Linked DNA regions of Homo sapiens: region 1 is linked to region 2. A link is an interaction called in ENCODE POLR2A ChIA-PET data of the cell type or tissue named here. Cell type or tissue: Caco-2. All regions are shown on one strand. Links, peaks and the distances in the headings refer to the core of each region. The heading gives the core; the rest is flanking DNA. Region 1 overlaps RNF114 (ring finger protein 114). Region 2 has its middle 27 kb from the start of CEBPB-AS1.

Evidence for each region. Peaks named below come from ENCODE experiments on the same cell type or tissue, not always from the same donor. Only the 100,000 strongest peaks of a DNase experiment are listed, where the experiment ranks them.
Region 1: POLR2A ChIA-PET joins it to region 2 with 5 read pairs; 4 of 35 experiments call an interaction of 5 or more read pairs at or near these places.

Annotation. Positions count from the first base shown.
Region 1 is chr20:49,939,782-49,954,378 of GRCh38, reverse strand. It overlaps RNF114 (ring finger protein 114), which reads right to left. Exons shown (of 6, transcript NM_018683.4): 2 at 12,668-12,818; 3 at 8,891-8,997; 4 at 8,129-8,243; 5 at 5,024-5,131; 6 at 494-2,303. The coding sequence ends at 2,238. LOC124904976 (small nucleolar RNA U13) reads left to right here and starts at 13,979; the gene lies at 13,979-14,083. RefSeq lists an enhancer at 11,445-11,614. In Caco-2, for the core only: no CTCF peak of the experiment used is centred there; a DNase peak (open chromatin) is centred at 11,776.
Region 2 is chr20:50,211,255-50,226,360 of GRCh38, reverse strand. No RefSeq gene overlaps it. Among named protein-coding and RNA genes, the nearest start is that of CEBPB-AS1, 27 kb to the right of the region's middle. RefSeq lists enhancers at 1,163-1,663, 1,664-2,164. In Caco-2, for the core only: no CTCF peak of the experiment used is centred there; DNase peaks (open chromatin) are centred at 7,060, 8,744, 9,610 and 10,210; H3K4me3 peaks cover 502 bases.

The sequences.
Region 1 (14,597 bases), core at 8,894-13,893, 270 kb after region 2:
CAGCGCTGTGCAGGGAGAGCTCTGTGTACTTTGCTCCTTGGATCCTAGCATCCTTAAGAGGCAGATAAAATTATCCCCACTTCATAGGAGACAGGTTCAGAAAATATTCGCTAGATGCCCCACAGCTAACAGCAGAGTATGAACTTAAACACATCCAGGACCTGAAACTTGACCCTGCGGAGCCCCTTTACTACAAGCCCTCAGCACTGCTGCTGTTACCCGCACGTAGCAGAAGCCGCATGTCTAAAGCCTTGCTATATGGAGCGCTGCCACTTCTCACCTCCCAGAGCCTCCCAACTGTAACAAGTGTTCTTTTTCCAGAGGACAGGCACCATGAGGCCCAGCTGGTGGCATCAGCTGAGATTTGACGCCAAACAGGACTCAGCAACAAGCAAGAACTTCCCTTCTAGAAAGGGTAACCATCTTCTGGAGACTCCCCAAGCCCATGCTATGGCAAATGTGTTGAATGAAAACAAGAACCATAGCTTACCACTTAGATTAAGTTATGAAATTTATTTATATTTTACCTTTTAAAAGCCAGAACATAACAAATCTCACTTTCTGGAAAGTCATCTTATTAGAAATACAAGAAGTGCACTTAATACAAGGAAGTAAGTTTCTCGGTGCCACCAGTGAGGTGGACATACACTCACATCAGTCCCTCAAACGAAGGTTTCGCCAGATTTCCCTCCAGACTTCTGAGATGATCTGAATTCAGGAAGGTCTGAGTGAACTTCTTCCAGAAATTACAGTGAACAAGCTGACCTTAACTTTTGGGTCCTCCCGAGAAATACTAATGAAAAAACTATTTTTTTCCAGTGGGCCCTGTGTTTGCTGGCTTCTCGGCATCTGCAGCTCTTCACCGGCAGGCGCGGAGCCCCACAGCAGCAGTGTACAAGCGCGAGGTAGCACTTGCAGCCCCATCAGAGACATATGACATCAAAAAACCAACCTAAACCCATATGCCTTTTGGTCAATCAGAGGTTCTGCTCCTACAGATTAGGCTGACAGCTCTTGGACTTATATTTATTAATATTTGTGAAATATGAACTCCAAGGTTCTTGAGCTGTTCCTAAAGCAAGTTTCCAGCAACAGCTTTTATTAACAACTGTTCATCTTGCGATGTGCTGTGCCTTATGAACGATGTCTCGTCAGAACAGACCAGGGGTGGTACTGGGTTTCCTATAGCTTCTCTCTGCATCTACAAAGCAGGTTTTCAAACACATTTTACATGTCGAAACCAGTGTCATAAGGAAAACATTTGTGACAGAAAAACAATGCTCAGTTTAATCTAAGTTACCAAGCAGAAGGTAAAAGAACTAGTATCCGCTGAGTCCCCAAACCTCTTTCTTCTAATTCATCTGAGGATTTTTTGTGCTTCTAGAACAAGAATGTAGGCAGGCTCCCAAATGGAGAGGTAAACATGACCGCGTTGTTTGAAACTACTTCATTAATTTGTAAATCAGAACCAAAAAGCTCTGGCCCTCCCACTTCTCTTAGCTGACCCTCCTCCCCACTTACGGATAAACAGACTTTAACTTCCCTAACCCAGAAACACTTCCACCAAAAATGTATGGTTATACCTTATCCTAAAAAGGCACCATGCAGGCATTTAAGACTGAACCAGTGAACTCTAAATATGTAGTAGTAGAAAATATCACTAATCAAAACTTCCAGCATCAGATGGTACAAAACCCCAAGAGGACTGGTGACATGTACCCCGGGATGGCAACCCCAGCTTCTGGCAACCCCACAGCCCAGCGGGAGCTTCAGCTCTGGTCAGGTGCACGGCTGCCAAAGTCTGCACACCTTGGGGACAAGGAAAGGAGACACTTGCTTCATTGTGCTATTCATGACCCAGAAAAGGTCCTGGCTGGCTTGAAGGACCCGAGAGACAAACACTGGATGGGAGGAATGAGTGTGAAACAAGAGGTGGAGAAGCTAGATTATCTTCCACAGGAGGCGGCAGAAGCTCCAGGAAGTAGCCGAGAACCAATACGAACTCGACCGTGTGACAAACAAGGTTAACAGTAGGGGAAGACAGCTTTGGCAAGAGCCCAAAGGGAAGAGAAGGGCTGACCTGGGGACCCACTTCCCCTGTCAGAAGTGACCCTGTCCCAATGCCATGGCTCATTTTCAGGTCTGTTGAACAGGTAAGGTACAGGAGTCATAGATTTCACGTTTAATATGTAATGGAAGCTCTGTAACATGAGACAGATAGCAAGCACGGACTCTGCTCACTGGTCGATGATGGAGCGCTGCAACACCTGATTCATCATGTCCTCTTCATCAACATCATAATCCTAAGGGCAAAAAGAGACATGCAGCCTCAGCAACTGTTTCTAGATGCAAAGACTGGCTTTCAGTAGAAGCAGGACAGCCTAGCAACTGGATCCGGAGCAGGTTGCCAGGGACCGGATCCCCAGTGCAACTGTTTGTGATGCTAGGTATGTAACTTTGGGAAAATTAATCTGTCTCTGCTGCCTTCTCTTTTTTTTTATTTGATGGAGTCTCGCTCTGTTGCCAGGCTGGAGTGCAGTGGCACAGTCTTGGCTCACTGCAACCTCTGCCTCCCAGGTTCAAGTGATTCTCCTGCCTCAGCCTCCCGAGTAGCTGGGACTAACAGGCGTGCGCCACCATGCCCAGCTAATTTTTATGTTTTTAGTAGAGACAGGGTTTCACCATGTTGGCCAGGATGGTCTCAATCTCTTGACCTCGTGATCCACCCGCCTTGGCCTCCCAAAGTGCTGAGATTACAGGCATGAGCCACTGCACCCAGTCTGCTGCCTGATTCTTAAATGAAGTTAAGGATGCCTCCCTTAAATGGAGATTGAGAAACCCAGACAGCACACGAATGGAGGCTGGCACAGACCAAGTGCTCAGAACATTTGTAAGTCTGTCGGAACAGAGCACGCAGATGCACTGAGCTGAAGAGTTGTTTCTGAGAGGTGGAATCAGTGCACAGTACAGAATCAGATTTTTAGAGCCATACAATACAGCAGAAACTATAGCGCAACTAGCCCTCTTTAATGAGTCATTTTTAGGACTCATTTTTAATGAGTCATTTTTGTTAATGTGACACAGATGAATGTAATTCATCTGTGTCACATTAACAAAAAGGGCAGTTATTCTGAAGTCTGAGTTTCAGACACTGTCAGACTGAGAAAAAATATTCTTTATGACAATTTAGCAGAGAGCTTTCTTTCTTAGATACTGAAATTCAGCCATCAAGACCGAATACCACTCTAAAATCCTAACTTGACATCTATATATGTAAGTAAGAGGTTTACTTGATATAGTTGGCCAAAGTTACCTACTACTATAATGGCAAGACAACAGTGTGCCCCTTTGAAACCATCCAGCTCTAGGGAAAGAATATAAACCTGACAGCCGTATTTGGCTAGTGGATATATGCTATTTGACCTGAAGTATTTTTGAAGATAATTAAAACCTGTGAAACCTCCTGTGAAATTTTCCTGTCCTGCTTGGGCATGGGGGGTGGAGAAGCTAGGCAATGCTGCGCCTGCATTTCCATAGGAAAACAAGGTGATGGCAGCATAACGAGTCAGGCACCACCTGGCTTGGAAATCCTCAGGAGGATCATTTCAATTATGGTCCCCATGGACATGCGAGATTGAGCCTCCCAAGTCCAAATTGTTGTTGTGTGTGTGTGTTTTGTTTTTTTTTTTTTTTTTTGAGACAGGGTCTCATTCTGTTGCCCAGGCTGGAGTGCAGTGGCATGATCTCAGCTTGCTGCAACCTCCGTCTCTTGGGCTCAAGAGATCCTCCTGTCCCAGCTCCCTCAAAGTAGCTAGGACTACAGGTAGGAGCCACCACACCTGGTTACTTTTTGTATTTTTTGCAGAGACAAGGTTTTCCCATGTTGCCCAGGCTGGTCTCGAACTCCTGAGCTCAAGCGATCCACCTGCCTCAGCCTCCCAAAAATGCTAGGATTGTAGGTATGAACCACTGCACCGCACCTGTCCCCAAACCAAGTTCTATAACAGGCAGAAATTATATAAACCACAAGAAAAGTAGACAAAAATTTGGTGGCAGGGCTAGGAGATGGAAAGAGCAAGTATCACTGTCTCTGTCTCAAAGACTGACCAGATCATCTTCTTGTTTGTTTTGAGACAGTCTTGCTCTGTTGCCCAGGCTGGAGTGCAGTGGCACGATATTGGCTCACTGCAACCTTGCCTCCCAGGTTCAAGCGATTCTCCTGCCTCAGCCTCCCAAGTAGCTAGGATTACAGGTGCCCACCACCACACCTGGCTAATTTTTTTGTATTTTTAGTAAAGACGGGATTTCACTATGTTGGCTAGGCTGGTCTCGAACCCCCGACCTCAGGATCCGCCCACCTCGGCCTCCCAAAGTGCTGGGATTACAGGTGTGAGCCACTGCGCCCAGCCCAGATCATCTTCTTAAATGTCACTCTGGGCCGGGCGTGGTGGCTCACGCCTGTAATCCCAACACTTTGGGAGGCCAAGGTGGGCAGATCACGAGGTCAGGAGTTCGAGACCAGCCTGGCCAACATAGTGAAAGCCTGTCTCTACTGAAAGTACAAAAAGTAATGGGGCATGGTGGCATGCGCCTGTAGTCCCAGCTACTCAGGAGGCTGAGGCAGGAGAATCACTTGAACCCGGGAGGTGGAGGCTGCAGTGAGCTGAGATCACGCCACTGCATTCCAGCCTGGGCGACAGAGCAAGACTCCATCTCATGTAAGTAAATAAATGTCACTCTGGCCACCTGCCTGGCCCATGAATAGAAACTGTATAGTAGCTACAGTATACAGACTGGAAGCCCATCTAGCTCCCCAGCTACAGCTGCCTGCCCGCCTCTTCCACTCAGTCTTCTTTTCTCTCTTGTCAATCCCCTTTATCACTGTATCCAGTATACAGACTGGAAGCCCATCACAACAGCGACAAAGTTCAACACTGGGGATCCCCATTTCCCCTTTTGAGAAGAGTGAAGTAGCCGTGCCACTCCCCCAGGGGAGGGATCAGAGCCCAGGCTCCAGACTTACCACAAAAGTGTCATAAGAAAACCGGTGCCGGCGCTGGATGTGCTCTCTGAAGTTGGCGCTGCGGTAGTTGGGGTCTCCCCAGGGCATCGAGGCACATATCGGACAAACCTTTCAACACAAAAGCAAGGTCTTAGGCACCCAATTTCCAAGCTTGCACCAGCCCTCTGTGGCCTGTGTCTGGCCTCCTTTCTTCCAGGACAGCTTTCCTGACATACTGTCCAGGGCCAGTAACTCCTTCCTGTGCACATCAGCAGCCCAAAAAAACACTGCAAATTTCCAGCTCAAGTCAAATGACACGTGGGACTGGGTAAAGTTCAAATCATGATACCACCCTTTCTCATTCCCTACTGTAAGCAGAGAAGTGAGTCAGCCTGGTGGGGGGCCTAGACTGGCCTTCCAATCCAGCACACAAGACAATCCAAAAGCATGAGGAAAACTAAGAAAATAAGCCGATGAGCAATGTCCCAGGGAAGTAAAACACAGCCTTACATGCATCTTAACAAAGGAAATGCTCAGAAGAGGGGGATCAGGCTGAAAAGCCCTCACACAAAAGGTTGATTTGGTTTTTGAAGATTGGGAAGTATTTGGAAAGGCAAAGAGGACATGAAAGAGTGCTCCAGGCCGGGCACAGTGGCTCACACTTGTAATCCCAGCACTTTGGGAGGCCAAAGCGGTAGATCACCTGAGGTCAGGAGTTTGAGACCAGCCTGGCCAACATAGTGAAACATCTTCTCTACTAAAAATACAAAAATTAGCCTTGCATGGTGGCACACGCCTGTAGTCCCAGCTACCTGAGAGGCTGAGGCATGAGAATCGCTTGAACCCTGGAAGTGGAGGTTGCAGTGAGCCAAGATTGTGCCACTGCACTCCAGCCTCCAGCCTGGGTGACAGAGTGAGACTCTGTCTTAAAAAAAAAAAAAAAAAAATTGTGCTCCAGAAGAGAGGCAGCAGCACGGAGAAAAGGCCAGAAGGCGGCAGTTACTGTCAACACATGTAAACAACCAGACCAGTGAGTGCAGAAAACTCATGCCAGGGAGAGAGAAGACCTAAGTGCCCCCACTTAAAGGTGGAACCCTACCCCACAGCAAGGAAGATACAGTGATAAAGGGGATTGACAAGAGAGAAATCTGGAATGGTAGAAGACTGAGTGGAAAAGGTGGGCAGGCAGCTGTAGCTGGGGAGCTAGAACATAGGGTGGGACTAGAGACTGAAAAGGAGATGGCTTCTAAAGGGAAGGGAGAAACGCAGAGTTAAGAACTTGCAGAGGGCCGGGCGCGGTGGCTCACGCCTGTAATCCCAGCACTTTGGGAGGCCGAGACGGGCGGATCACGAGGTCAGGAGATCGAGACCATCCTGGCTAACACGGTGAAACCCCGTCTCTACCATAAATACAAAAATTAGCCGGGCATGGTGGCGCGCACCTGTAGTCCCAGCTACACGGGAGGCTGAGGCAGGAGAATGGCGTGAACCCGGGAGGCGGAGCTTGCAGTGAGTCGAGATCGCGCCACTGCACTCCAGCCTGGGCGACAGAGCGAAACTCCGCCTCAAAAAAAAAAAAAAAAAAAAAAAAAAAAAAAAAAAAAAAACTTGCAGAGGGAGAGGAAGACAGAACAGAGGGCCAAAGGCTGAAGAGAAGGCCTCAACATAGACAACATAATCAGAGGGATTTCAGAAGCCAAAGGAGGGGAAAAAGACAGAAAATTAGGCTGCCATACCAGAAAAGTTCAGCAATAACAGTATCCAACAAAATTATGAGTGCAAGTAACATTTAACCAAGTCAATCTGTATCTAAGACTTTAGCTTATAAACATACATAGATACAGGCAAAGATATGTTTCTCAAAATGGCCAGTTCCATCTTAAGATGAGCATTGATAGCTGCCCTAGTACTCTCACAAAAGCTCATTAAAATTCTAAAATTTCTGCACCACTGTTTACAGCAATGGAGCTGAAGGCTGCCCATACAACAGAGTATGTAGTTCAAGAGAAGCAGTATGAGATAAATGGAAAAATTAAAACTATAGAGGAAGTATACACCTAACTATAAAAAAAGACCTGGTCTGTCAATCACATTGAGAGAGAAAGGTAACACATTGCTAAGATGGAACAAATACTTTTTTGGGGGGGGGGGGGGGGGGGGGGGCAGTTTTGTTCTGCTGCCCAGACTAGAGTGCAGTGGCAGGATCTCAGTTCACTGCAACTTCTGCCTCCCAGGTTCAAGCAATTCTCATGCCTCAGCCTCCCAAGTAGCTGGGATTAAAGGCGCCCGCCACCATGCCTGGCTAATTTTTGTATTTTTAGTAGAGATGGGGTTTCACCATGTTAGCCAGGCTGATCTTGAACTCCTGACCTCAACTGATCCACCCGCCTTGGCCTCCCAAAGTGCTGGGATTACAGGTGTGAGCCACCGTGCCCAGCCTACATTTTTTTTTTTTTAAAGGAGACTACACATGCCAGTAGGTAATATCTGAGTAAAATGTCCAAGGATTGATAAGCCTTTTCCTAATAATTTCACCTAAATCCTCTTTCCCCACAACTATGAAGAAGCTACTTCCAAAAATAAAATGGCAGCTTCATGGAGAAATTTGGTGGACACCAAGGGAACCAAGTTAATGTTACCAACAACAGACATCACATGACTTAATGTAGCACCCAGAGGACAGAGAACTCGTGTACCATCCCTGCCTCTGCCTTGGGGGGAGGGGGAAATTGCTATGAAAGACATTACAATTGTTAAAATTAAAACATGAATTTCACATTAGACATTAGATTGAATCAATGTTAAATTTCTTGAATATGATTAATTATACACACAAAAATATAATTTTCCAAGAAAACATTCTTGTTCTTAAGACATACACACTCCTGTATCAGGGTGCGAAGTATTCAGGGTGCAAAAATGGTCATGGTATCTGTAGCTTATTCCCAAGTGGTCAGCAAAAAATGTGTACTATAGAGCATGGTTAAGCAAATATGGTAAAATGTTAACAATCTGTCAATCTAGGTGAAGGGCACACAGGAGTTCATTCTACTAATCCCGTCATTTTTCTCCAAGCTTGATCCTTTCCCTTAATGAAGTTTAAAAAAAAAAAAAAAGGTTACTCACCACAGATTTGGTATCCGTGCTATGGAATAATTTGCAGTGTTCCACAAGTCCTTCCTGATCAAAGTTCTTCTCAGGACAGTAAGGACAAGGAAAGGTGTAACGGTTTGGAACATTCCTGGAAGGTGAAACACAGGAAAAAAGAAAACTTTTCTGTGAGTACCTTTCCATTAAACTTCAACCACAGTACACTCCAAAAAGGAGCAAAGCTCACCAAATGTGTAATGATAAGGATGCTGATGATCACTTCAGACTCAGGTCAAGTGTTGTGAAAATAACAGCTCAGCTGGCCGGGCGTGGTGGTTTACGCCTGTAATCGCAGCACTTTGGGAGGCCAAAGCAGGCGGATCACCTGAGATCAGGAGTTCAAGACCAGCCTGACCAACATGACAAACCCTGTCTCTACTAAAAAATACAAAATTTAGCCAGGCATGGTGGCAGGTGCCTGTAATCCCAGCTACTTGGGAGGTTGAGGCAGGAGAATCGCTTGAACCCGGGAGGCAGAGGTTGCAGTGAGCTGAGATTGCACCACTGCACACCAGCCTGGGCAACAGAGCGAGACTCTGTCTCAAAAAAGAAAAAAAGAATATAGCTCAGCTAACATCTGAAGTGAACACCAGAGTCCTCCCTTGCATACTCCTCCCAAAATACTTGTATCAGCTTTAGCCAGCATAACAATTCATACAACTAAACCCCTGGGCATGCAACCTCTTTGTATTAATAGCAAGAGATGACCTCCACCTAAGGGGAGACTGAGTCATTTACCTTGGCTGAAGAGATGCATCCTTAATGGTGGCCTTCACACCTTCCATGATGTAATTCTGGTATTTGGAACAAGTAGCCACGTGGGACCGGATCTTGGACAGGAAGAACTCAAATAGGAAGAATCAGAGCCCATAAGTTAGTGAGGACCTTGCAACAGGCAAAATATAGTCCCAAACAAGGGCACAAAGAAAACTAGACCTACACCACCCTGGCAAATAATCTCACCAAACTCCTGACTACGCTGATGGGGCTGAAACCCTGATTATTGCAGATTTCCCATTAATACCAAGGCTGCTATTTTATTCGACTAAATCAGGATATCCACTTCCACTCTAAAATAACTCTCCTAGAGGTTTGCTCCTATTCATGATAGGCTGTCTGCTCACAGACAAGCTCCAAATCTAGGATGTTTTTAAAAGTTTTCTATACTAGCATTTAAACTAGTCTCCTTACAGCAAGCCAAAAACCACATTCTGTTATGTGCAGCAGAGAAAAGTGATCCTTTAGGTAAAACATATAAAAGCCACTAACCCTGGTTAAAGTATCTATCACCAGCCTCTGAGAAATAATCTTTAAAATCTAAATTCTCTTTTTTTTTTTTTTTGAGACAGAGTCTCACTCACTCTGTCGCCCAGACTGAAGTGCAGTGGCACCATCTCGGCTCACTGCAACCTCCGCCTCCCGGGTTCAAGTGATTCTCCCACCTCAGCCTCCTGAGTAGCTGGGATTACAGGTGTGTGCCATCAGGCCCAGCTAATTTTCATATTTTTAGTAGAGATGGAGTTTCACCACGTTAGCCAGGCTGGTCTCGAACTCCTGACCTCAAGTGATCTGCCTGCCTCAGCCTGCCAAAGTGCTGGGTTTACAGGCGTGAGCTACCACGCCCGGCCCAGCCTTTCATATAAAATCTAGGCTGTGCAACAGTAAAACAGAAAGAGAAGAAAACCCAGAGAATAGTGCTTCATTACAGGTTTTCTAAAAAGAAAGAAAGTTTTAAGAATTGAAGAAAAGAGGGAAGATAAAGGAAAGAAAAACATTTTCTGAGGCATGCCAACAGTACAATCACTAATCTTGAAAATGGAGAAAAGCAAAAGCATACAGTAAAACAAACAAAAAGCCCATCATGGGCGGAGTACGGTGGCTCACACCTGTAATCCTGAGGGAGGCTGAGGTGGGCCATCACTTCACGCTCCCGAGTTCGAGATCAGCATGGGCAACATGCAAAACTCGTCTCTACTGAAAATACAAAAAAATTAGGCAGGCGTGGTGACACATGCCTGTAGTCCCAGCTACTTGAGAGGCTGAGGTGGGAGGATGGTTTGAGCCTGGGAGGCAGAGGTTTCAGTGAGCTGAGACCACGCAATTGCACTCCAGCCCGGGCAACAAAGCCAGACCCTGTCTCAGAAAAAAAACAAAACAAAACCAAAAACCACATTATGCATGCATAAATAAAGATGAAGAGACCGGGTGCAATGGCTCATGCCTATAATCCCAGCATTTTGGGAGGCTGAGGCGGGCGGGTCACGAGGTCAGGAGATCGAGACCATCCTGGCTAACACAGTGAAACCCTGTCTCTACTAAAAATACAAATATATATATATATATATATATATATCTCTGTGTGTATGTATGTGTGTGTGTGTGTGTGTGTGTGTATATATATATAGCTGGGCGTGGTGATGGGCACCTGTAGTCCCAGCTACTCAGGAGGCTGAGGCAGGAGAATGGCGTGAACCCAACAGGCGGAGCCTGCAGTGAGCTGAGATCACGCCACTGTACTCCAGCCTGGGCAACAGAGTGAGACTCCGTCTCAAAAAAAAAAAAAAAAAAAAAAAAAGAAGACAGTAGGGAATTGTATTTCAATATTTTGAGTTTCTAAAAGTAAACTTCAAAGGGGGAAAAAAATGCTCCAATATTTGAGCTCCAGCTTACCATGATGATTGTCTCACCTCCAGCTCAAGAACTTGACTTTAAGCTACAAACTGAGGAATCCTCAATTTTTTTTTCCTTTTTTTGTAGAAACTGGGTCCACTATATTCCCCAGGCTGCTCTCAAACTTCTGGGCTCAAGCAATCTTCCCACCTCAGCCTCCCAAGGAGCTGGGACTACATGCATACACCACTACACACAGCTGGTTTTGTTTGTTGGTTTGTTTTGGTATATACAGAGTCCCACTATGTTGCCCAGGCTGATTTCGAACTCCTGGGGTCAGTGATCCTCTTGCCTTGGCCTCTCCAAATGATAGGATATAGGCATGAGCCACCATGCCCAGCCTCAAGAGTGAAGCCCCCAATTAAGACACAGAAAATAGCCCTATTCAGCATTGAAATGGCCCTACTATGCATCCCTAATACTAAATCACGCTGAAAAGGAGATGGTAAGGTATATTCTTACTATGGGCATCCATACCGAAGTGTTAAAAATAATGAAACTGACATGCAAGGCTGTCCAATATGTAAGAGAAAAAAAACCTGAAAAGTGGAAAAAAAAAGTTGGGAATGAGTGTACATTTAAAAAAGTGAAAAAAGTTGAAGAAATATATATATTATAGTATAATCTCATTTTGCAAAAATCCTACAACTTGGTTGGTAAAAATTCTACAGTGTTTGTCAAAGGGCAGAAAATGTTATGCAGCTTTCGAAATTAAATCACTTTTTTTTTCCTTGAGACAGGGTCCGGCTCTATCACCCAGGATGGAGTGCAGTGGCACGAACTCAGCTCACTGCAACCTCTGCCTCCTGGGCTCAAGCCATCCTCTCACCTCAGCCTCCCGAACAGTTGAGACTACGGGCACACACCACCATGCCCTGCTAGTTTTTTGTATTTTCAGTAGAGCCGAGGTTTCACCATGTTGTCCAGGCTGGTCTAGAACTCCTGGACTCAAGCAATCCACCCACCTTGGCCTCCCAAAGTGTTGGGATTACAGGCATGAACCACCTTGCCAGGCCTTAAGTTGAACGAATTTTGAAGTAATCTCTGGAATGAGGAACAAGCCTACATTATTGTGTACTTTTGTATGGTCTGCAATTTTAAAAATTTTAATGATTCTAAAATCAACAAGGCTGTGTATATCTCTTGGAAAATAAGACAACAGTATTTCTCCTTTCCAGTAGCAGTTATAACAGGTATGAAAATAAATATACTTGACTCTGATTATACAAGAGCATGGATGCATTTCAAATGTTAGCTATTGTTATTACAATCCAATGATTTCATATTGACTTTTTTTTAAGAGACAGGGTCTTGCTGTCAGCCAGGCTGGAGTGCAGTGGCATGATCATAGATCACTGTAATCCCAAACTCCTGGGCTCAAGTGATCCTCTGGCCTCTGCCTCCTGAGTAGCTGGGCCTACAGGTACATACCACCACACCCGGCTAATTTTATTTTTTTGTAAAGATGAGGTCTCACTATGTTGTCCAGGCTGGTCTCTTAACTCCTAGCCTCAAGCTCTTGCCTCGGACTCCCAAAGAGCTGGGGTTACAGGAATGAGCCACCGCGCCTGGCCATAATTGATCTTTTATAGGAAAAAACTGGGATAACTGATTTCTATGGCTTTCAAACCTAAAATATATACTTAACCAACTCTTAAAAAAAGAAACAAAAACCAGTAAGGTTATGAAAACAAACCAGCCCAGCCATCACCACAGGTAATTGGCATGCACGCGTGCTGTTAGTGACCTAGTCATGCTCTAACTTCAGCAACAACATGGCAGCTGTACGTTTTACCCCAACTTATCATGGAAAGACATGGACTCTTCCACATCACTTCCACATACATTCTTACGGCAGCCATGGCAAGAAGTCTCTGTGCTCTCGATCTGCCGCTCGAGCTCCACGGCTCGGACGCCAGGTGCCAGAGCGCTGCGACACACCCCACAGACAGGCTTCTTCGGCTTCAGACATTCCTGCAGGCATGCAGAGCAAAAGCTAGAACAAGACATACAGAGAACCTCTGTCACGCATCATGGAGACAAGACGACAAATATGGATCAACTTTTAAAAAGACATCAATGGATAATGGAGTAAAAAACAACTTGCTCTCTCCTCCCAGTTCAAATACTAAGTCCTTCCAAGCCAGAAAAAATGAGGGATAGGAGTGGACTACAAAGAACACACAACTACAGAAACAAATGCAAACTCCTGTGATAGACACAGTGAAGGTGTTAAGGTTGAGGCTTCAAGCCTTAGGCCCTGCCACTGAAGGATCTCAGTGGGGTTTCTTGAATCTCCATTTTTTCCTTTGTGAAATGGAGAGAGTAGTACCTACCTCTAGGACTGCTGGGAGGATACAGTTTGTATAGCAGACCCCTGGCAGAGTGTCCAGCCCTTACAAAACGCACCACAAACGGGAGCTGCTATCATTACAGGTGAAGGCAAAGCGCTACAGGAACATAAAGGGAAAATCAACTAGTGACCTGAGAAGGAAAGGGCTGGTAAGACTGCAGTGAAGGCTGGGAGCGGTGGCTCACGCCCGTAATCCCAGCACTTTGGGAGGCCAAGGCAGGCAGATCACGAGGTCAGGAGTTTGAGACCAGCCTTACCAACATGGTGAAACCCGTCTCTACTAAAAATACCAAAATTAGCCAGGCATGGTGGCAGATGCCTGTAATCCCAGCTACTCGGGAGGCTGAGGCAGGAGAATTGCTTGAACCTGGGAGGCAGAGGTGGCTGCACACTCCAGCCTGGGCAACAGAGTGCGACTCTGTCTCAAGGGGGGGGTGGAGGGGAAGACTGCAGAGACGGCATCTCTGATCAGCCTTAAAAGGGTTCAGCTCAGCCAGGCGCGGTGGCTCATGCCTGTAATCCCAGCACTTTGGGAGGCCGAGGCGGGCAGATCACAAGGTCAGGAGATCGAGACCATCCTGGCTAACACAGTGAAACCCCGTCTCTACTAAAAATACAAAAATTAGCTGGGAGTGGTGGCGGGTGCCTGTAGTCCCAGCTACTCGGGAGGCTTAGGCAGGAGAATGGCATGAACCCAGGACGCAGAGCTTGCAGTGAGCCAAGATCGCGCCACTGCACTCCATCCAGCCTGGGAGACAGAGCGAGACTCCGTCTCAAAAAAAAAAAAAAAAGGGTTCAGATGGATCCTTTTGTAGTTCATGAACCTGAGGACTGGGTGTTCATGTGCATGTGTGAGATGTGCCACCCTCGAACCTTGTTACAGATGTTGGCCCATTACCCCTCTGGCATTTTAAAAAAAGAGGTCAGCTAGCAGAGGAAGGGAAGACTATTCTAGGCCTAATTTAGGCTTAAAATTGATATGTATCTGAGGAAATAAAAATCTAACAGACTTTTCCTCATAAACAGTAGGGAGCCAGGAGTTTAAAAGGAAGGTATTAACAAAACAAGGCCAAATCCAGGTTTCAGAAAAATATCTCTGTGCTATCATGGAAAACAAAGTTTTGTTACTTTTTTTTTTTTTTTTTTTTTTGAGACAGAGTCGTGCTCTGTTGCCCAGGCTGAAGTGCAATGGTGCAATCTCGGCTCACTGCAAAATCTGCCTCCCCGGTCCAAGCGATTCTCCTGCTTCAGACTCCCAAGTGGCTGGGGTTACAGGCGCGCATGACCACACCCAGCTAATTTTATATTTTTAGTAGAGACGGGGTTTCACCACGTTAGCCAGGCTGGTCTCGAACTCCTGACCTCTGGTGATCCACCCGTCTTGGCCTCCCAAAGTGCTGGGATTACAGGTGTGAGCCACTG
Region 2 (15,106 bases), core at 6,777-11,776:
CCCATGTCAATGGCTCAGAGAAGGAGTTAAAAACACAGACTTTATAGTCAGACCTGGATTCCAAGCCAGGCTCTTCCACTTGTAACCATGTGACCTTGAGCATGTCACCACTCCCTGGCCTCAGTTTCTCTGTCTGCACAATGGGCATAGCCACATGCCAACCTCATAGATCTTTGAGTGGACTCTATGAGCAGCACAGAGACTGTCTTAAATCAGAGAGGGCCATTGTGGGACTGATAGCATGGGCCCAGCTGGAATGACCCCATTACCAGGGGGTTCAATTCCTTGCAGAATCGATGTTCCAGCCATAAAACTTCTTCTTATTTTGAACTAAATAAAACCTGCCTCTCCTGGGGACCATCCAGACTGGCCTTGGAAGACCTCCCTGCCCTGTAAGGTGGAATGAGGCCTCTGACATTGCACAGAGTGTTCATTCTCTTGAAAAGCCCTTGCTGAGCTCCTACTGTGTGCAAAGCAGTGGTCTAGGCACTGAGGACACAGAAGTAAACAAGACCGACAAGGTCCCTGTTATCATAGGGCTGATGTTCTAAGGAGAGGAAACAAACATTACATGTGTAAACCCCTAAGAAACATAACAATTAGATAATCATTTGTTGAGGAAATCTAAGTATCAGAAGCATCTAAACAACAGAGAACATGTAGAATATATTTTTCTGATTTTTTTTTTTTTGAGACAGAATCTTGTTCTGTTGCCCAGGCTGGAGTGCAATGGCACGATCTCCACTCACTGCAACCTCCACCTCCGGGGTGCAAGTGATTCTCCTGCCTCAGCCTCCTGAGTAGCTGGGATTACAGGTGCCTGCCACCATGCCCAGCTAATTTTTGTATTTTTAGTAGAGACAGGGTTTCGCTATGTTGGCCAGGCTGGTCTTGAACTCATGACCCAGGTGATCCACCCACCTCGGCTTCCCAAAATGCTGGGATTACAAGTGTGAGCCACTGTGTCTGGCCTGATCATCTGTTTTTTACATGACACCATTATATAAATCAGATGATGTTCTTTCCTGGTTTAAAACCCTCTCATGGCTCCCACTGTCTTCTAGATCAAATATAAATGCCTTAATACACCACTAAGGGTCTGTATGTTCCAAGTCCCGTGGATCTATCTGACCTCACCCCTTCACCCATTCTACTCCAGCCACATGGGCCTCCTCAGTGTTCCTTGGACATGCCAAGATCTTTTAGTCCTCATAGCCATCGCACATGTTGTTCTTCCACCTGATGCTCTTCCTCACACTCTCCAACTGGACAACGCCCCCTCAAGACAGTCCCATCTGGGTCCTGTCTTGCCTATCAGCTTGGCTCATTTGGCATTCTTCCCTGAGTCCCTGCGAAAATCCACGCAAAATGGAAAGAAAAATAGTCAGGAAAGATCATGAGTCATTTGTTTACAGGCACTAATTAATTGCTAAGCTCGAAAACTTGATTTCCATTCTTCCTTTTTTCCCCTCTCTGCCCTTTGAGAATGTTTGGAATCCACATTGTTTCCCAATGCAAAAAGTATGTCAGTTTATTTTTAGCAAATGCACATGATGGCTGGGACTGTTATTCATCCCCCCGCGTCAGTGGGGAGCTGGCCACGGAGCATGTGGGCTGCTTGATGCTCTTCAGATGTGGCTCCTGGAAGGCCAGCTGGTCTGCAATGGCCCAAGCTGGGTCCAGCATTGAGGCACTGGGGACAGAGGTTCCAGGCTGCACTTTCTCCTCCGGGCCAGGGGTGGTGCAGTGGAGTGGGAGGCAAGAGGACAAACACTTCCTCCCAGACTGGCTGAGCAAAGCCCTTTCTCCTGGACTAGTAGGTGGGCAGCTTGGGTATTTCAGCATCTTGCCCTCCACTTCTTGTCTTAGAAGGACCTAATTGATTCACCCTTGGTTCAACCAGGATGGGAAAGTCCCCATGCTCTGTCTAGCTGATGCCACTGTGCCTTCTCTGTTCCCCTCCTGTCCCCCACCACCCCCACCTGCGACCCCTCTGAGCCCACCTTGCTCATCCTTCCTGCTCTCTGGGAGCCCAGGTAGGAGATTAGGGACATCCCCCTCTAGTAAGAACACTTGCCAAGAGCTTCCTTCCAAGATGGCTGCTTCCACTCCCCTTGCACCTTTCAGAGTCCATTCTCTGGCCTGGATGGGGCCCAGAAGCTATGGGGAATCTGCTTCCACCTACTCTGAGGGATCATAAAGGACCTGTCTCTAACAGATCCTATTGCCTCCAGCAATAAGGGTGGATGGTATGCCTGTGGAACAACAGACTGTCACCCCCCAGAAGGCAAGAACTATATCTGTTGTGGTCTTTGTCTCCAGGGCTTAGTACACAGTGGGAGCTCAATAAAGACCTGTTGAATGATTGTGACCTGAGTTCCAGCTCGCTGTGCAATGACCATTGTCACTTGCCTCTTCTGAGCCTCACTGTCCCATCTTGCCAAGGGGTAACTGATTGTTAAAGCCCAGAGCAGGGATTGCAAACTCAACTGCCTACAAGATCGGGCAGGGACATAAAAGTGAAACTGGCAGGAGACAACTGTGGTCATGTCCTGTCTAGAGGGGACAGCCACTCCCCAGCCCCAGCACCCAGGACTATGAACCCGAGTCCCTGCATCTTCCCATTTCCCAAGAGAAGCCGGGAATCTGGATGTTTGTGTACGACATTCTGATTTTTCATAGTTGGCAACTCATTTTAACTTGCAGCAAAAGCACCATGCAGGCCAAACCCAACACATCTCGAGGCCGGCCCGGCCCACAGGCCGCCGGTTTGAGCCCTTGGTGGTTGGCGTTTGTGGCTTACCAGGCCTTGGAGCAGGCCTGTCACGCCCAAGACTGGGACAGGAGGTTGGGATGAAGAAGGCAGAACCAGCCTCGCCCCATGTGGGAGTAGCTATTATCCCAGCTTATGGGAGGGCCAGGCCGGACTCGTCGGTGCTGGGACTGCAAGCATCGCCTGCAGAGCTTGCCTTCCACTTAATTAAGGAAGCCGATAGTCATCTAGGTGGAGCGTGGAGATAGGTCGAGAATGAATTAGCAAACTGCAGCCAGCCGATTGTATCTATTGTACAAAACCCAGATATAATATCAGATTAGGACACTTTGTGTGCGTATTATAACACCATATCATTATGGGATGTGTTATAATTAAGGCCCAAGTGGGTCCCCATCTCCCCCGTGACTTCGCAGGTCCGAGCACAGCATCTCCTCCTAACACCCTCCCAGCCAGAACTAGCCCGGCAGATGGGGCATCCGATGCAAACCCTGATCAACCTGCCATGAAACACTTCCCATGGGGTGCCGGGTCCTGCACTGGACACTCAGGGGGATGACAGTGGGGCCAACAGAGGACACCCTGTTCTCAGAGAGCTCCATTCTCGGGGGAGGAGGGGCCCATGAAAAATACAGAAGCAAAACAAGTTGAGACTGTGGGAAGTGTGGGGCGAGGGGACTGGAGAGCATGGGTGTGGGTTGGGCAGTCGGAGCTACTTGACAGGGTGGTCAGGGAAGCCGTCTCCACAGCAGCCTGTTCTGGGCACCAGCCTCGAGCCATCAGCCAGAGAAAGGACACTTGTGATGTTTGCTGAAGCATCATCTGGGCCAACAGCCACCCCTCCTGCGCGCCCATTCACTGATTGAACAAATCTCTGTGGAGCCCCTACTGTGTGCGGGGCCCTGTGCTGAGTGCTCAGAAAGCATCGTGATCACCACAGACAGCAGTCCCTGCAGTGTGGAAGGTGACATACTAAAGAGATAGACAGGCATTGACCAAACAAATAACAGATGTATAACATGATGGCAAGTAGGGAAGAAAGATGAAAGGGCTGGAGTGATGGTGGAGGTGACAGTTCAGCAGGTAGCCGGGGAAGGCTTCCCTGAGGAGGTGACATTGCGATGAGATCTGAATAAAGTGGCACATCCAGCTGGGGGAAAGAGCTGAAGGAACTGCATTCCAGGCAGCAGGAACAGCAAGTGCAAAGGCCCTAGTTAGGTCATGCCCAGTGTGTTGGAGGAATAGCAAGGGGCCCGGTGTGGCTGGAGTGAGTGAGCAAGTAAGAAAGGAGGGAGGATGAGGTCAGAAAGGCCATGGGGGCCAGATCAGACAGGGCCCTGTGATCCTGGGAAAGACCTCAGGTTTTGCTCTGCAGCTGGAGCCAAGGAAGGTTCTAAACAGAGGAAAGATGGGATCTGAGTGGGGTTCTAACAGCATCCCTTTGGCTGCACGGGGGAAGTGGGGCGTGACGATGACAGCAGTGAAAGCAGCAAGGAGGCTACTGCAGGAGAGAGAATGGTGGCCTTGAATTCAGCTGTGGAAGCGGAGGGGAAAACCTACGCAGGTTCTGGATGTTTTAAAGGTGGCGCTGACAGGATTTCCTGGCCAGTTATCGAATGCAGGGCAAGAGAGGAAATGAAGGGACAACCCGAGGTTTGGGCCTGAGCACCCAGAAGGATGGAGCTGCCATTTCCTAAGAATCAGGGACTATGACGGCCCCAGTGCTGGGGTCTGTCGTCCGCATTCCCTGCAAGCTCCCTGCTGACCCCCACCCCATTCTCTCTCGGGTCAGGGCCATGGAGGGAGAGAGTGAGCAGTCGGCCCTACCCAGGCTTCCGGGCAGGAAAGAGGCACCCAGGGCCTGGCCACAGGATGACACAACCCTTAATAATTTCTCCGCTGAGTTTTGCAATGGGCACCCTTTATCGACAGGCAAAGGGTGAGGGATTTTGCAACTGCCCCAACTGGTGGTTGTAGCTGATGTCAGGCCAGAGGGCTATCAGGCCAGGCTATGGGCATCTTCTCAACCCATGAGGATTGAGTCGCAAACAGGCCATCCAGGCCTGAGCCATCGTGGGTGGTATAGAGGGCCTCAGGGCCCACAGGGTTCAAACCTCAGACCCTCCACCTGGCCAATGACTTTGGGCAAGTCCCTTCCCCTCCCTGGACCTCAGCTCTTTCCCTTAAAAAAAAAATAAAAAAAATAAGGAGAGCCATTAAAGGAATTATTTTAAATTACTTAAAAGCTTGTATCCAATGGCCCGGTTAACGTTCATCCAGTGCTTCCTGTGTACCCGGCCCTGTGCTAAGAACCCTCTGGCAGCACCTCATCCGATCCCCATGTCACCCTTAAACTTATTTCCCCACTTTACAAATGGGGAAACTGATGCTTAGGAGGAGGAAATGACTGCCTAGGTCCCCCAGCCTGTCAGGGATGGAGCGGGGACTCGGACCCAGACCTTTCCGACCCCAAAGCCTACACCCCGTTGTTAGGAAGTCGCTGCCACGCTGAGATGTAGTTTCCTCGTTTGTAAATGGGAAGTCCAAACTAAATAGAAATTAAGCAGCACCACCCTGGTGGGGTTGGTGCCTGGCACCTGGGGAGCATTCAAACCCAGCAGCCATTCTTATGACCAGAACACTCGTCACTGGCACACAGAGCTGGCGGCCAGCACCACCCCTAAGGGTACCCCCATGCCCCACCCTCACCCCTCCTGGCCCCACACTGGCCCTGTGGGGCACAGACAGGACACAGGCTTTAGAAACATGCACTCCGTGGTCCAGATCCCCCTTCCACCCTCTCGCCATGCCCCTGGGCACTGCCTCCCCCTTCCACTGGGGGTGACAATTCCCTTCCACCACACAAGGCTGTTTCTGGGTCACAGGAGGCCACAGGTCCATGTTAGGCCCAGTGTGTGGACACAGCTCCATTTGACACAGGAGGATCCAAGGCCCAGTCTGGAAAAGGGGCTTGCCTGGGACTTTCAGCCAAAGAGAACGAGGTGCGGTCACCACGCCCACTGGAAGAGGGCCTCTGCCTGCTCCAGGCCTGATGCAAAAGCTTGCCCGGCAAAGCCTCTGTCTCTGGGTCTCTCCCCTCTTTATTTCTCAGCCTCTCTCTTTCCCTCTGTGTCTCTCACATCAGTTCTTTCAGGGTGTCTCTCTGTGTCTCTCCATCTCACCCCCATGTCTCCCTGTCTCACTATCTGTACCTCTGGCCTAGGTGGTGTCTTCCCCACACACTCATCTGCTGGGCTCACCACCTCCTCTGCATTCCTGGCTCTGTAAATGTTTACTGAGGTGAAGGTGTCTGGCCGCCTCATTTGCTTGAAACCCTCACCCAGCACCGCCCCCTTCTCACCTCCACCACCCAAGGGCTCCCCAGGGAGGAAGGACAGGTGGGGGACCCACAGCCCTAGGAATAGTCAAAATGACCCAAGTTCAGGGGTCTGCGCTCGTAGGCAGCCAGATCCCCGCTCAGTGGGTGTGGGTGGACTCCACCCACGACATTCGAGGCACAGATGCTGATTAGGTCCCCTTCCCCACTTGCAGCAATTGGCAGAGGCTGGACATGGAATGCATCTGTGGCCAGTGAGATGGGGAAGTCTGCCAAGGGGCTTCTGGGAATGGTTTCTTCATTCTTAACAGGACATGTGAGGGCCTTTCCTGCTTGGCTGTATGAGGAAGAGATGGCAGGAGCTTTGGCAGCCATCGTGGCACCATGAGGAGCTGGGCTGAGTGGAGACGGCAGAACCATGAGATAGGAAGAAACTGGGGCCTTGATAGTGCCCAGCTCTGACTCACCCAGCTATGATTCATTCAGTCATTCAACAAATATGGATTGAGCACCTACTATGTGCCAAGCCCACGATGGGCGCTGGGAACACAGAAGGAACATGATCCCTGCCTTACATTCTGGGGTGGGGGACAGATTTCAATCAAATAATCATCCAAGCAAGTGTAAAAACACAGCCATAGTCAGGGCTGCAAGGAGAGATCCATGGAGAAGAGACCAGAAAGGGGGACAGGGAGGGCAGGGAAGGCATCTTAGGTCAGGTTGCCCAGAAGAGGAGCCTGACTTGGGGACTGGCATGCACGTGATTCACTGAGGACATGCTTTTGGGAGAAGGGTGCGAGAAGCAGGACAGGGCAAGGTGGGAGCTAAGCCAGGATATGGCCTCCGCTGAGTCTCACTTGGCCTGATCCCCCGGGGAGCTCTGGAACGTGAATTGCACCACCACACTCCTCCCACCTCAAAGTAAGAGGCCTGAGTCCTGGTCTCATTGGTCACTGGCTGTGTCCACCTCTGTTTGGGGGATGGGAGGCAGCTCCTGCTCAGCGAGGCAGGACTCCAGCTTTAAGGGGCCCCAGCTGGGAGCCCACAGCAGCCAACACTGTGTGGCAGCAGGAAGATGCATGCAGATCCCACCAAAGAGGCTCTGGGGAATCCCCACAGCACCTGCTACCAGAGGTCCACCTGATCTGAGATCTGGCATTAACTAGGTGAAGAGGAGAAACGAAAGTGTTCCAGTAGAGAAAGCAAAGTGTGCCAAGGCCCTGTGGCAGGTGGGAGCTGGGTGCAATGGAAAGAAAACCAAGGTGGCTCTAGCAGGGCAAGTGACAGTGAGAGTGGCCAGAGATCAGGGGAGGGGGCCGCCACTGTGCAGCACCTGTGGGTCTGGATAAGGAGGCCAATCTTTATTCTGAAGGCAGTAGGAGCCCTGGAGGCTGTGGAGCAGGGGAGGAGCGTGACCCAGCTCATGTTTTTTTGTTTGTTTGTTTGTTTAGATAAGTTCTCGCTCTGTCCCCCAGGCTGGAGTGCAGTGGCACAATCTCGGCTCACTGCAACCTCTGCCTCCTGGGTTCAAGCAATTCTCATGCCTCAGCCTCCCAAGTAGCTGGGATTACAGGCGTGTGCCATCACACCCATCTAATTCTTGTAGTTTTAATAGAGATGGGGTTTCACCATCTTGGCCAGGCTGGTCTCGAACTCCTGGCCTCAGGTGATCTGCCTGCCTCAGCCTCCCGAAGTGTTGGGATTACAGGCATGAGCCACTGCGCTCAGCCAGCCCGTGTTTCTTAGACTCTGTCTGGCAGCATGTGGAGAATAGATGTAGGGCTGAGACTAAGAGCAGGAGAGCAGTCGGAGGCTGCTGCACTCACTCGGGTTAATCACCCAGGCCAGGTGGGGCAGGAGGCACAGAGAGGTGGAGACAGGGTGAGACAAGACTTTAGGAGGCAATAATAGTGGCAGTGATCAATTGCCTTCTGTGAGCTCAGGACAGTATCCCCGTGAAGTAGAAACTCTTATTGTACCTGCTTCACAAGAAGGAAACTGAGGCACCATGGGATCAGTGCCCTAGAAACGGCTCAAGGCCTCACTTGCCAACTCTTTCCACCATGCTACGAGGACACTTCCACACCTGCCTCATTGGGCCCCAGGACACTGGTAAACCTCAGGCATTCAGGGAACTTGGGGCAGGTCAGTCACCCTGGACTGTCTGTGCCCCCCAGCTGGGGACACGTGGGGATCCCCTCATGTGTCACCAACCACTTTCTCACTTCACCCCCCCTTGAGAAGCACTGTTATTTTTCCTCCAAGGTCTCCCAACCAGAGACCCCATTTCTACCCAGTTTTTTGCTTTCCCATGTGGGGTGGGACCCTACTCTGTGTGACCTGGAGACCCAGAGAGAGACAAGGACTTCCCTGAGGCCACCTAGCGCGTCCCTAGCACGGGCACTTGCAGCTGAGGCAAGGCCACCTTGGACCAATGCTGTTATCTGCAGCTGAAGACAAGAGGCACAGTGGGACACTTAGGGACCCTGAGGCGGCGGCCTGTGGTCCCAGCCCTGCGTGGAGACGTGGGCCATGCCCAGCCAGGAGATAATCTCAACCAGATTCTGGCCAGTGATTCCTTGCGACATCACAGCCAGGGCCACCTGGTGGAGTCTCAAGACGCAGGAGCTTATGGGGCTGGGGCTGGGGCTGGGGCAGTGGGAGGGGCACAGGGGAAGCCCAGGGCTCAGTAGGGTCCCTTCATAACGTAGAAGGAGTCCACACTGCAAGAAATGTCCAGTCCACTTCCTTGGTGGTCAGTAGCTCACTGGTGGAGTACCTGCTGCATGTCAGGTCCTAGGGGACACCACGGTGACTAAGCAGACCCGGAGTCTGCCCTCATGGAGCTGCCACTCCATGGGTGGAGGAAGCAGACATTGAATGAGGAATGCCACTATGAGAACAGAGAGCGCTGAGCCCTGGGAAGCAGGGGGTGGGAGCTACGTGGTGCATCCAGGGAGACCAGGCAAGCCAGGAATCAGGGGCCTCCCCAGTGAGGTGATGTATAGCTGAGGCCTGAGAGCTCTTGGATGAGGGGGCATGCTGGGGGACACAGCATATGCAAAGGTTCTGAGGTGGGCCAAGTATGGAATGTTCCAGAAATAGAAATAAGTCAGAGTGATGAGGCAGGATCAAGAGCTCATCACCAGCCTCCCCTAGGCTGAGGAGAGGCAGGTGGATTTCAGTTTAAGGGCCATGGGGAGCCACTGAAGGCTTCAGGCAGGGGCTGGGGTGGACATGGTCAGAATGGAGTCCAGTGGGTCACTTTGGCTGCTACACAGGATGGCCTGGAGAGGACTGAGAGACTGCAAGCCCTAAGACCCAAAGATCCAGGCTTCCTAAATCTCCCACTCCAATACTCAGGGTTCTAGGAGCCAGCAGACCTACTGGGCCAATCCCAGGCACCCTCATGGCCCCCAGGCTGCCTGCCCCAACCAGGACCTCCTAAGGAACATTCCAAGCTGCGATTATCTCGGTGCCTAACACTAATTAGCTCGACTGCACTTTAGACCCTCCCAGCTCTGCTCTGGGAGGGCCCCCTGGAGAGGCAGCTGCCAGGTTCACATCCCCAGGGAGGCCTGGAGGGGCAAGAAGTGAGAGGCCCCGGAGGATTCCCAGGAGCACTCAGACCTGCAGCTGGAGCTCAGAGGTGTGGGAGATGTCCTGATGGGGGGGCTCCAGCTCCCTGCACCCCTGTCCCATGGTCAGTGGGTGCATGGACATCCCCACCCCACCCCCCAGTGCCCCCATGCCTCGTCCAGTCCCAGGCACCTGGCCAGAGGCAACCTTGCCCCCACCCCCACCCGAGCTCCACTGCCCCCTTCCTCCTGACTCTGAATCTTTGTCTCTCTCAGCCTGAATCTCTGCTTCTGAATGTCTCCCTCTGTCTCTTTCCTTTCTTGTCTCTCCCTTTCTCTGTATCGCCCTCGTTACCTGTCTCTTTCTCTTTCTCTCTCTCTCTCTCTCTGGTCCCAGCCTCCCAGGGGCGTGGGGTGGGAGTGAGTGTCCCCACAGCCTCCAGGCTGGGGAGTGAAGATGGTGCCTGCACAGACTGCTCCCAACCTGCCGGTTTTTCCAGCTCAGCCCCACCCTGGACCGGGCCACCCCCTCCCCGGGGACCCACCCTCCCTGGGCCAAGTGGGGCTGCTAGAAGGTGAGGCCTGACCAGGAGCCTCCTGGGAAACAGAAGCCAAAACAGGAGCAGAGTGTCTGGGCCCTGCACGCCAGCCCAGCCCCACACTGCAAACACAGCCCCATTTACACACGGGGAAACCAGGCTCAAAGAGTGCTCACCACCGGCTTAGGGGTAGCCACGCTGCTGATCACAGGCAGAATTTGAACCTAGGACTCCGGCAGGGATTCAGAAAATGCCATCATTCTCCCTCCCACCCCCAGCCCCCCAGTTTCCCTCCCCAGGGACCACCCTGGTCTCAGATTCTTGTGTGTTCTTCCAGAATTGTCCACGAATACCCACACTTCTCTTCTTGCATGTATGTTTTAACACAAGTGGTGAAACAATAGGCACCGTTTGCACCTGCTGTTTCATGTAAGGATGTCTTGGAGATCGTGTCTTATCAGAACCTTTTCCCTTATTTGTAATGCCTGCAGGATCCCCCAAGGAGTGGAGCGGACTGGCCTCATGGCACTTAACCGGCCCCACTCATGAACACTGCAGTTGTTTCCAGTCTTGTTTTAATACATAAAATCTCACATTAAACACAGAAAGTGTCCTTGCAACCATCCACCCACCCCATGTCCCCTACATGCATGCAAACGTGCTCACACACATGCACACACGCACTCACATGGTGCTGCTGAACTATAGGATCCAGCAGTCCTAGAAGGTGTCGGTGAATCTTAACCAGAAATAAGTTCAGAACGATGAGGCAGGCTTGTTAACAGTGCAGATTTCTGGGACTGCTCCAAACCACTGGAAGCAGAGGCTTCACTGGAGGAACCCTGGAGAGGAAAGACTCAGAGGAGGAAGCTGTGGCAAAATGGTGAACAGTCAGGCTAAGTGTTCAAGCTGTGCCCCTGGCTTGCAGGACTCCCGGGGGCTGCCCAGGGCTGGGCCCTGCCCCCCATCTCCTCTGCAGCTCCCTTTCACTCTGTTCTTGCAGTGAGGCTTCAGAAACATCCAGGGATTGAATAAAAGGGGATCTATCCAATACAATAAAAGGAATAATGAAGTTGAAAAACCAATAATGGGGAAGCAGAGGCAAAGAGCAACAATAGAACAAGTCCAGGTTTCCACAGACCTTGTTATTACTCAGTAGCAAGACTGGACTCGAACCCCCATCTTCTAACTCTTGGGCCAGAAGTTTTCTACTGAATTCTACCCCACCCTGGTCCAGGCTCCTGTCAGCTACTGGTCCATTTATCTATCCACCCACCCAATTTTCCACCCACCCACCTACCCACCCATCCATCTCTCCTCCATCTCAGTGCTGCTCACATCACCACCCAGCCATCCAACCATCCATCCGTCTACCCATCTCTCTGCTCGTAGACAAAATCACCCACCCTTCACCCTCCATCCAGTAGTCACTGAGCACCTGCTATGTGCCCAGTGCCATTCTAAGAGCTGAGGACACAGCCACCCATACAACAGATGGGTTCCTGTCCAGGGAACTTAGCACCTATGGGAGAGACAGACCACAGATTGTAATCACACATAAACAGAGCCCAAATGGGGGTCCTGCCTGTGGACCACACACAGAGATTGAGGGGAGCTGGTGGGGAGCCCGGAAAGGCCTGCCCTCCCAGTCGGGACACTGTGTGCCTGCCCCCAACCAGTTCCTCCTCCCATTCGCCTGCCCACCACCTCCCCACCTCCAGCTCATCTGAGGTCACTGAGCCCTCCATGGGGCGAGTCCCAAGTAGGCAGGTCCCCTCAGGTATCACCCAACCCACCAGGAATCCCATTAAAACTTAGCAGGTCACTCCAGCCAGGTGTGGTGGCTCATATCTGTAATCCCAGCACTTCGGAAGGTCAAGGCAGGAGGATCGATCACTTGAGCCCAGGAGGTAGAGGCTTCAATGTGCTATGATTGTGCCTCTGCACTCCAGCCTAAGTGACATAGCAAGGCCCTGTGTCAAAAAAAAAGCTTAGCGGTCACTCATCCAAAACCCACACATACTCTGCTACTTATTGAGTGCTTACTGTGTACCAGACCACAGGCTGCATACTTTCCACCAACTGCTTCATTTTGTTCTCTCCTCCCCTTGGCCGACATCACCCACCCTGTAACCCTAGGAGGAAGAAGTCAGGCATATCCCCGCCCTGCTCAGAACCCCACCCACCCCTGCCACACACACACACCACCTCCCAGCTCCCATCCTACTTCTCTCCCCATCACTCACAATGGCACCTCCCCTACTGGCCTCCTTGCGGTCCCTTGAACATAGACAGCATGGTCCCATCTCAGAGCCTTTGCACTTGCCATGCCATTCCCTCTTTCCCCAGAGACCTCATGGCTCCCCCGCCCCACCCCACCCAATAGCACCTTCCCTCAGCCAGGCATTCCCTGACCTCTGTGGTTAAGTGAAACATCCTTCTCTTCCTCACACTCACGCACTCTCTCTCTGATTCTCTCCCTCTTGCATGCACACACACAAACACACACACACTCTCCTCTCCCTCCCCTTCTTTATTTTCCTCCCTAGCACTCATCATCGGACCACCTGTATCCCCCACCCCAATAATGGACCCGCCATGAAGGTGGGGCTTGGGGCCGCCTTATTCTCTTCTGTATCCCCGGGCTTAGCACAGCACCTGGTGTGTGGTGTGTGCTCATCAAAGTCATTCCTGGAGCACATCTTTGAGAGTCTTTTGTGTGCCAGGCTGTGAGTTGCAGACACAGCACAGAACAAGATGGAAACATCGTGGCAAGTAGGATCAGAGGCCCTGGGTCTAGGAACCTTACCCAGCCACTTCCCGGTTGTGGAACCTCAGGAAAATATCGGAGGCCTGAGGGGTAGCTGATCCCACCGGCCAGCTAGACCCTCCCAACATCCTTGTGACATCCACAGTGTGATAATTCTCTGGAAAGTGCTGGGCTCAGTGCGTGTTGCTACCTTATGGTTGATTGTCCATGCTCTTACCGGTTTCACAAGCAAACTCCAATTGACCAAAAATCACCCCAGTGGAACCCCTCAATTAACCAAATTGGGGTTTGGGGGAGGAGGGTTTTTTTTGTTTTTCTTCCCCTTTGCTTCCGTCAGTCCATTTACTAGCTGTTTATTTACCGGGCACCAAGTGTGTGAACATCATGGAGTCCCCGCTTACAGAAAGGTCTCAGAGTCAAGGAAAGAGATGGACTAGAAATATGGGGCAGAGGCAAAGTCACAGGAGACGTCCTTATCAAGTGGGAAGACCTTGCCACCTTCCAAAGGAGGAAACTGGCAAACGCACCATGTGGACGGCTCTCAAGAACATCACGGAAGGACAGGAACAAGTCCCATTGAGATGGCTGGTGTGAGGTCGCCAAGGCATTAAAAAGAACGATCATCCGGAAATGCAAATGAAACCACAATGAGATATTACTACACACATGGCCAAATAGCTCATATTAAAAAGACTGACCTCTCCAGGTGTACTCAGAATCAAGGGATGGGGCCAGGCATGGTGGCTTACGCCTGTAATCCCAGCACTTTGGGAGGCTGAGGCAGGCAGATCACTTGAAGTCAGGAGTTCGAGACCAGCCCGGATACCTGGCAAAACCCCATCTCTTCTAAAAATACAACAACAAAAAAATTAGCCGGGTGTGGTGACACACACCTGTAGTCCCAGGTACTCAGAAGGCTGAGGCAGGAGAATCGCTTGAACCCAGGAGGCGGAGGTTGCAGTGAGCTGAGATGGTGCCACCTCACTCCAGCCTGAGCAACAGAGTAAGACTCCATCTGAAAAAAAAAAAAAAAAAAAAAAAAGGAGCGAGATGGGCCAGAAATATGGAGGACAGCAGTAGCGAAATGCTTTGGAAACTGTTTGGAAATATGCAGAAACTCAACACACGTGAATGATGTGTCCAGTGATGATGCCTCGGGTATAAACTTGATAGAAACAAGAGCTGGCATCCACCAAATGACACAAACAAGAGCTGGGTGCAGTGGCTCATAGCCATGATCCCAGCTACTCGGGAGGCTGAGATGAGAGGATCACTTGAGCCCAGGAGTTCAAGGCTGCAGTGAGCTGTGATAGCACCAATGCACTCCAGCCTTGGCAACAAAGCAGGATCCCAACTCGTAAAATAAAATAAAAAAAAGAAAAAGAAAAAAGACACAAAGAAGAATGTCCATGGCAGCTTTATTCACAACAACCAAAACCTTGAAATAACCCAACTGTCTACCAACAGTAGACTGGACTATGGTATAGTCACACAGTGGACAGTGGAACACAACACAGTAGTGAGAATGAAGCTGTACAGTACTGCATAGAGGAACTTTAAAAGTTTAACTGAGCAAAAGAAGCCAGACACAAAAGCAAATACTCTGAATGATTCCATTGATATGAAGTTGTAGAACAGGCAAAACAATGTAATCTGTTAGAAGTCAGGAGAGCAGTTGTCCTAGACAGAAACATTTTTCAGTGATTAAAAATGTTTGTTCTGTTTCAGGCCAGGTGTGGTAGTTCACACCTGTAATACCAGCACTTTGGGAGGCCAAGGCAGGTGGATCATCTGAAGTTAGGAGTTCAAGACCAGCCTGGCCAACATGGTGAAACCCTGTCTCTACTAAAAATACAAAAATTAGCCGGGCAGTAGTGGTGCACACCTGTAATCCCAGCTACTCAGGGGGCTGAGGCAGGAGAATCGCTTGAGCCTGCGAGACAGAGGTTGTGGTGAGCCGAGATCTCGCCACTGCACTCCAGTCTACAGTGACAGAGTGAGACCCTGTCTCAAAAAAAAAAAAAAAGTTCTGCTTTTTTATCCAAGTGCTGCTCACACTGGTGTGTTCAGGTGGTAAAAATGTATCTTCTGTACCCTGCTTAGACTTCT